Regions from separate parts of the Homo sapiens genome. Here region 2 is linked to region 1. The links are chromatin contacts, found by Hi-C or POLR2A ChIA-PET in ENCODE. All regions are on one chromosome and are shown on one strand. The core of a region is the stretch at or near the end of the contact, and the rest is flanking DNA. Distances in the headings are between cores, read along the strand shown. Region 1 overlaps LOC105373281 (a long non-coding RNA gene). Region 2 has its middle 14 kb from the start of DEGS1.

The links. Hi-C counts contacts between places; a loop is a spot of excess contacts on that map. ChIA-PET counts read pairs that join two places held with the same protein, here RNA polymerase II (POLR2A). Pooled maps may share reads with other maps.
Region 2: a map of MCF 10A shows a loop between it and region 1 (9-fold over the local background). The contact joins two enhancer-like sites. A Hi-C loop is called at or near these places in 1 of 168 maps with a recorded cell type or tissue (MCF 10A) and 2 of 50 pooled maps. POLR2A ChIA-PET finds 5 or more read pairs at or near these places in 1 of 52 experiments (Panc1).

Annotation. Positions count from the first base shown.
Region 1 is chr1:223,695,912-223,700,216 of GRCh38, forward strand. All of the region lies in intron 1 of LOC105373281 (a long non-coding RNA gene), which reads right to left. Among named protein-coding and RNA genes, the nearest start is that of CAPN2, 14 kb to the right of the region's middle. Within about 2 kb of position 2,485, at least 2 of the 41 ENCODE cell types and tissues checked have a DNase peak (open chromatin) inside an H3K27ac peak, as active enhancers do.
Region 2 is chr1:224,167,029-224,171,333 of GRCh38, forward strand. No RefSeq gene overlaps it. Among named protein-coding and RNA genes, the nearest start is that of DEGS1, 14 kb to the right of the region's middle. RefSeq lists enhancers at 2,093-3,062, 3,063-4,032. Within about 2 kb of position 2,108, at least 9 of the 41 ENCODE cell types and tissues checked have a DNase peak (open chromatin) inside an H3K27ac peak, as active enhancers do.

The DNA.
Region 1 (4,305 bases), core at 1,235-3,734:
AGGGAGAGTTTTAGGCTAATTTAAACAGAAAACATTTTTGAAAGATTATTTTATTGTTACAAGATGGACTGTGATTGATGTAAAAATACCAACAGACACAGTAAAAAGATATAATTCCTCTAAATATAACTAGAAGACACAAGAATTTCACAGCATGACCACAGCTGTACAATACAGGACGTTAGCCGTGTTCAGAGTCAAGTTCCTCCTGCCTTCGAGTGCCCAGGAAGCTGCCCTCCTGTCAACAGTACCCAGCCACAGGAATGAGAATCCTACTAGGTCCTCTGATAAGCTCATTTTGTCATTATTGCCTTTAATTCCCCAAGTGGCAATCCCCATCCTAAATGCTCTAGAAGGCTCGTTTCCATCCTGGCTAAAATATCCTGATGGGCTGACATGATCCAACCAACTGCAAACTGAGAAATAACGTCTCCAACTTGCCCTGCGCACATTTTCTCCCTCCTCTCAGGAGCCAATGTGAGCCAGTCCCGCACATTCCAGAGCAAATAGTGTCTGGACTGAATCGATGGCTACTTGTAGGCCTCTCCAGGATCCAACCATCCCACGTAGGTCTTCTCGAAGTGCTGTCCACTCAGAGAAGATCTGGCTGAGGAAACAGACACACAGAGGCCACGCAGCCAGAACCACAGCCCAAATCAGCCCATAGGAACAAGGTGGGGAGACCACCACTACTGCCCCCTGCTGGACACTGGGCAAACTCCTTCGCGGAACTCACAAGCCCTGTGTGTCCCGGCACCTGCTCTCTTCTCTGGCCCCATCTCCCATCACCATCCTCATCTGACAGTCCACACTACAGCCACCGAAACTTCTCTCAGTTCCCAGCCAATTACTCAGTCATTTTGGAGCCCTCTCCCCTTCCTATCCTCTCTCCGTCTATCCATCCACCCTTACACTAATTGAACTCAGCTCTCAGGCCCCAGTTGATGACTTCCTCCCTTAGGGCCAGGCACGGTGGCTTACACCTGTAATCCCAGCACTTTGGGAGGCCAAGGCAGGTGGATCACTTAAGCTCAAGAGTTCAAGACCAGCCTGGGCAACATGGTGAAACCCCGTTTCTATGAAAAATACACAAAGTAGCCAGATGTGGTGGTGCACACCTGTAGTCCCAGCTACTCAGGAGGCTGAGGTGGGAGGATCACTTGAGCCCAGGAGGTCAAGGCCACAGTAAGCCATGATCACACCACTGCACTCCAGCTTGGGTAACAGAGAGTGACCCTGTCTCAAAAAAAAGACTTCCTGGCCATGCGTGGTGGCTTGTGCCTGTAATCCCAACACTTTGGGAGGCCGAGGCAGGTGGATCACTTGAGGTCAGGAGTTTGAGACCACCCTGGCCAACATGGTGAAACCCCATCTCGACTAAAAATACAAAAAAAAAAAAAAGAAGAGTCGTCCGTGTTTGCACGCACCTGTAATCCCAGCTACGCAGGAGGCTGAGGCAGGAGAATCACTTGAACCTAAGAAGCAGAGGTTGCAGTGAGCCAAGATTGCGCCACTGCACTCCAGCCTGAGTGACAGAGTGAGACTCCATCTCAAAAATAAAAAAAAAAAATTAAATGTAAAAAGACTTTCTCAGTGTATGTGGTATATCCAAGACAATAGAATATCATTCCACCTTAAAAAGAAGGAAATCAGTTGGGCACAGTGCCTCACACCTGTAATCCCAGCACCTTGGGAGGCCGAGGCACGTGGATCACGTGAGGTTGGGAGTTCAAGGCCAGCCTGACCAACATGGAGAAACCCCATCTCTACTAAACATACAAAATTAGCCAGGCGTGGTGGTGCATGCCTGTAATCCCAACTACTCAGGAGGCTGAGGCAGGAGAATTGCTTGAAACCAGGAGGCGGAGGTGGCGGTGAGCCCAGATTGCACCTTTGCACTCCAGCCTGGGCAACAAGAGCAAAACTCCATCTCAAAAAAAAAAAAAAAAGGAAGGAAGGAAGAAAGGAAATCCTGTCACGTGCCACAACATGGATGAAACTTGAGGATATTATGAGGATATTATGCTAAGTGAAATAACCCAAGACTCCCCAAATCTGGGTGAGGATCCTCAGTAATTTGTCTCCATAGCGCTTACCACAGTGAATTGCAATGGCCTGTTGCCCATTGTCTATGTCCTCTGTAAGGACAGTACAGTATCCTGTTCACGGTTGAAGCCTCAGTACCCAGCATTATGCCTGGCACGTTATGTGTGGTCACAAATAATGATAGATAGACAGATAGATACATAAATAGATGGGTCAGTTCATGAGGAACTCAGTATCAGACTCCAGAGGGCTTTGGGATCTGGAGTCATGACTGCCTGAGATCCAAAACAAGACATTTTGCCAGTTTTACTTGTTTATGCTGAAAAGCATCAAAGGCCTTTTGAAATAGAGGTTTCCTTTTCCATGGCTAAATTAGGGGTTTTCTTGCTTTGAAATAACAATACTGCTTTTTGCCACGTGGTGGAGCCAATACAACATCAAACGGGCCCCAGGAGGCGCCATTTTACCGTCATCACCTGCCTGGGCAGGACCACCCGCTATAGCTCACAGTGAAGAGCATGATTGTGGTGTAATAACTTTATTACTACAGGCTTATTTTTGTTGTTCAGGAAATCTTGGTGACCTTTAAAACTTCCCAAGACACACAAATCATTCCAGTTGCACAAAAGGATGGAGCGGGTTATTTTCTCTCCAATGAGAGCCTGTCAACCTGTTGGTGCAGAAATACATGTGCAGGCTGTGTTTAATTGTGAGTGGGGGTTGGGCGCGGTGGCTAACGCCTGTAATCCCAGCACTTTGGGAAGCCAAGGCGGGTGGATCACCTAAGGTCAAGAGTTCGAGACCAGCATCGCCATTATGGTGAAACCCCGTCTCTACTAAAAATACAAAATTAGCCGGGCGTGATGGCAGGCATCTGTAGTCCCAACTACTCGGGAGGCTGAGACAGGAGAATTGCTTGAATCCAGGAGGCAGAGGTTGCAGTGAGCTGAGATCATGCCACTGCACTCCAGCCTGGGTGACAGAGCGAGACTCCTTCTCAAAAAACATAAAAAGTGAAAATAAAAATAAAAATCGTGAGTGGGAATAGACTAGGAGAAGCCCCCAAATTATTGTATCTTCATAAAGCCAAGCTCACACTTGGGAGGCTGAGGCAGGATAATTATGGAGGCCAGGAGTTCCAGACTAGCCTGGGCAATATAGCGAGACCCCATCTCTACACACACACACACATATACACACACAAATTAGCTTGGCATGGTGGTAAATGCCTGTAGTCCTAACTACTGAGGAGGCTGAGGTGGGAGGATCACTTGAGCCCAGGAAACGGAGGCTGCAGTGAGCTATGATCATGCCACTGTACTCTAGCCTGGGTGACAGAGCAAGGTCTTGTCTCTTAAAAATAAAAAATAAAAAGCCAAGTTCTTCTCCATCAGGGCCTGCTTCTGAAGAGTGGGCAAGCAGGACCATGGGCCTACAGTCCTGCTATCAGAAGAAGTTCTCATGGACCCTGGAACACCTGTGATGGGGCTCAGGAGCCTCTCCACCAGAGCTGCCTAGAGCCCTACTCCTTCCCCACCAGCCTGACCACCACACTCACCTCTTTCACCCTTCACTTCCAACCCCTCCAATTGCCCTTACAAGGTCCTATAGCAGCTAGTCCCTCCCCACCTCTCGGCCTCACCTCTGGCCTCTTCTGGCCCTTGACAAAGATTCTTTGCTTGACCAAACTTTAGTGAGCCTCCTGATCCTTTCCTAGGCCCATCTGTGCACTTCCTTGAAAAATTCAGTTTTAACGAGGACCCTGCTAAGTCAGTTTAGCTAGAACCCCTCAACACCTTGCTATCTGATCATCCCCAATATCTAACTGTGCTCCTCATCCTCCACCATCTAGGTGATGTCCAATGACCCTGTCCTGTCTTCAGCAAGACTCGGTTAGGGGGTTTAGCCAGAATCCCCCTTATTCTTTACGTTTACTCTTAGTAATTATCTGTCACTGACCCCCACTCTGCTTCTTGGCTATGCATTCCCACCTGGCCGTGCCATATTCCGAGTTGAGCCCAATCTCTATCCACCCCGCAAAACCCCATTGCAGTGGCCCCTATGCCTATTGCAACAGTCCTGAATAAAGCCTTCCTAATCATACCTCAACAAGTGCCACCGAATAATTTTTTCTTTTCTTTGACACCAATCTCACATTACTACCACCACCCTCCCCCAGGACCCTACTCCCAGAACACACTCAACCACCCCCATCCCTACATAGAATGCTCAGGGCGCCAAGGGGGCGTCCAGGGACTT
Region 2 (4,305 bases), core at 858-3,357, 470 kb after region 1:
AGCCTGGCCAACATGGCGAAATCCCACCTCTACTAAAAATACAAAAATTAGGCAGGCATGGTGGTCTGTGCCTGTAGTCCCAGATACTCAGGAGGCTGAGGCAGGAGGATCACTTGAATCTGGGAGTCAGAGGTTGCAGTGAGCTGAGATTACACCACTGCACTCCAGGCTGGGAGAAAGAGTGAGATTCCATGTCAAAAAAAAAGAAAGAAAAGAAAAGAAAAAAAAATTCTAGAAAAATGCACAGGGAATCAATAACAGTGGTTATATTTTGGGGTTTGACAACATAACAACAGGAACAGGAGCTGGGAGGAGCTTATCACTAGACACCTGTATGTTTTTCTATTTTTTTTTTGAGACGGAGTCTCGCGCTGTCGCCCAGGCTGGAGTGCAGTGGCGCGATCTCGGCTCACTGCAAGCTCCGCCCCTCGGGGTTCACGCCATTCTCCTGCCTCAGCCTCCCGAGTAGCTGGGACTACAGGCGCCCGCCGCTACACCCGGCTAATTTTTTGTATTTTTAGTAGAGACACGGTTTTACCATGTTAGCCAGGATGGTCGCGATCTCCTGACCACGTGATCCGCCTGCCTCGGCCTCCCAAAGTGCTGGGATTACAGGTGTGAGCCACCGCGCCCGGCCATGTTTTTCTATTTTTAAACCATGGAAGTGTATTCAACAATTAAACCAGCTGCTATAGACTGAAAGTTTGTGTCCCCGCAAAATGTATGCCTTGAAGCCTAATCCTCAAGGGGAGGAGACTAGGAGGTTGGGCTTTGGGGAGGTGATTATGTTCATGAGGGTGAAGTCTTCATGAATGGGGTTAGTGTTCTTTTAAAAGAGACACCAGGCTGGGTGCGGTGGCTCACGCCTGTAATCCCAGCACTTTGGGAAGCCGAAGCAGGCGGGTCACCTGAGGTCAGCAGTTTGAGACCACCCTGGCCAACATGTGAAACCCCATCTCTACTAAAAATACAAAAATTAGCCAGGCATGGTGGGGTGCACCTGTAGTCCCAGTTACTTGGGAGGCTGAGGCAGGAGAATTTCTTGAACCCAGGAAGCAGAGGTTGCAGTGAGCTGAGATCATACCATTGCACTCCAGCCTGGGTGACAGAGCGAGACTCCATCTCAAAAAAATTAATTAATTAATTAATTAATTAAATAAAAGGGACCTCAGAAAACTCCTTCACCTCTTCTGCCATGTGAGGTTATAGCCAGAAGACGGCCATCCACGAACAAGGAAGCAGCCCCTCACCAGATACTGAATATGCCAGTGCCTTGATCTTGGACTTCCCAGGCTCCAGAATTTTTTTTTTTTTTTTTTGAGACGGAGTCTCTGTCACCCAGGCGGGAGTGCAATGGCACGATCTGGGCTCACTGCAACCTCTACCTCCCGAGTTCAAGCGATTCTCCCACCTCAGCCTCCCGAGTAGCTGGGATTACAGGCATGCGCCACCATACCTGGCTAATTTTGTATTTTTAGTAGAGATGAGGTTTCTCCATGTTGCTCAGGTTGGTCTCAAACTCCCGACCTCAGGTGATCCACCCACCTCAGCCTCCCAAAGTGCTGGGATTACAGGGGTGAGCCACCACGCCCAGCCTAATTTTTGTATTCTTAGTAGAGACGGGTTTTCACCATGTTGGCCAGGCTGGTTTCGAACTCTTGACCTTGTGATCCATCCGCTTTGGCCTCCCAAAGTGCTGGGATTATAGGCGTGAGCTACTGTGCCTGGCCAGACTGTTTTCTTAAAAACCAAAAGCCTGGGAAGAAAAACAAAATATCTTGCAAATGTATTCTCAATCCCAGTCAATCCCCTGCAAAACTCAGACTCTGGAAGAATGAAAGCTATGCGCTCTTTTCTCCACTCATTCATATTGTTGGCTTCACACAGATAGAAAAAGCTACTTCATCCTGCAGAACTGCTCTATCAGTTCATGGTGTTTTCCTGGATCCTGGACCCCTGCCTTCCCCACCATGAGTCACCTCTGGATCGAGTCCATCTTCTATTTGGGATTTGGAACCAGACAACCTTTGTCCCTTTTTAGCCTCTGCTGCACTCTAAGCTGTGTGATCTAAGACACGTCACTCACATTCTGGAAGTATTCGCTTCCTCATACATGAAATGGGGGAAATTTCTCTAACCATAAGCCTGCGGTTTTGATTTCAGTGCTCACTAGTTCAAGACTTTTCTTCTTGCCTATGCCCCTTCACCCTCTTCCTTTGTCAATTTCCTTTTTCATAAGCTGTGGCTGCTGGTGAGTAAAATAGTCATCTGAGTACAACTGCTTTTGCATGAGCTAGACTTGGAAGGGTGCAAATGGAAGCAGATTCATTTCTTCTCAGTAACTGCTCTTTTAGACTGTCCTGTTGCATTGTTCTGCCCTGATCCCAGAAGGAATCTCAGGCAGATCCCAGAGCCTTGTAGACTCTCCTGGTCACTAACAAATTAATCACCTTTATCCAGTTATTAAAAAATCCAGCCCGATCCGAAGAAAGACTTTATTGTCTCAATTGATTAAAGCTTCTTTCCTCTTTTTTTTCTCTTTTTTTGAGACGGAGTCTTGCTCTGTCGCACAGGCTGGAGTGCAGTGGTGCGATCTTGGCTCACTGCAGCCTCCACCTCCCGGGTTCAAGCGATTTTCCTGCCTCAGCCTCCCAAGTAGCTGGGATTACAGGTGCCTGCCACCAAGCCCAGCTAATTTTTGCATTTTTAGTAGAGACGGGGTTTCGCCATGTTGGACAGGCTGGTCTTGAACTGCTGACCTCAGGTGATCTGCCTGCCTTGGCCTCCCAAAATTCTGGGATTACAGGCATGAGCCACTGTGCCCTCCCGCTTCTTTCTTCTTTCTGTAAGTCAGGCCTGAGTTGGACTTCGGAGAAGCTTTGAGTTGGGCTTCTCCTTTTCAGTGGAGAAGGGCAGGAAGGAGGATGTCTTCCATTTATTCTCTTTGCTTTTCCTCCTCCCCCTCCTGCAAGACTCTCTGCTGTCTAACTCAGTGGGGAGGAGAGACAGAATAAAGAAAAAAAATCTGCATTACTGGTATGGTTGGAATCTGTCATGTGTGTCTCTTGGTTGAGGCAGAGATCACACTTTGGGGCTGTTTTCCCCAAGGCATTTTCCACTGTTGTTGTTGCTTTCTTTTTCTTTTTTTAAGAGATAAGGTCTTGCCCTATCACTCACTACAGTCTTGAACTCCTGAGCTCAAGTGATCCTCCTGCCTCAGCTTACTGAGTAGCTGGGACTACCATGCCTGGCTAATTATTTTTATTTTTGATAGATGCAGAGTCTTGCTACATTGCCCAGGCTGGCCTCAAACTCCTGGCCACAAGCGATCTTCCTGTCTTAGCCTCCCAAAGTGCTGGAATTACAGGCATAAGCCACTGCTGTCAGCCCTCCATTGGTTTTTAAATAATCTCCTCACGGGTTACCTTCACCATGAATTTTTCTTCCAAGTTACCATACAGCTGACTCATAGGAACCCCTCCTTAGCCCTAGGTATCTGGTGGTAAATGTTCTTTCAAAAAGAAGCATTAGGATGCATGACCTATGAGGCCATAGACAGCAACCAAATCTAGCCCTTGTCAAACGGTTACACATCTGGTCCACCTATACCTGATCAACCTGGCAGAAAAGCTACTATCAGCAGAGACCCTCTGTCCATACTCAGTGACCACGGACAGCTTCTGATTTCCCCTCACCTTTAGGCATGCTCAAGTCCAAGTCAGGTACCAGTCCCTGTGTCTCTCCAAACACAAAAGTCAAGTTGGAGGAATGGTTCTGAGAAACTCTTCACTTGGCTGTAATTAACAAAGCAACAGTTCCTTCTGCCACCAGAGGGTGTGCAGCAAGGATGGGCAGCACAACCTGCTACCAACTCTCTCTAAAGAAATTCTTTTCTCTTTTTTTTTTTTTTTTTTTGAGACGGAGTTTCACTCTTGATGCCCAGGCTGGAGTGCAATGGCGCAATCTTGGCTCACTGCAACCTCCGCCTCCCAAGTTCAAGTGAGTCTCTTGCCTCAGTCTCCTGAGTAGCCGGGACTATGGGTGCGCACCACTGCGCCTGGCAAATTTTTGTATTTTTTTTAAAGACAGGGTTTCACCATGTTGGTCAGGCTGGTCTCAAACTCCTGACCTCATGATCCGCCCTCCTCAGCCTCCCAAAGTGCTGGGATTACAGGCATGAGGCACCACACTCAGACCCCTTGCCCTCATTTTTGACAGATAGTTTTGCTAGACACAGATCCTTGGTTGATAAGTTTTTTCTTTCAGCACTTTGAATACGCCATCCCACTGCCTTCTGGCCTCCAC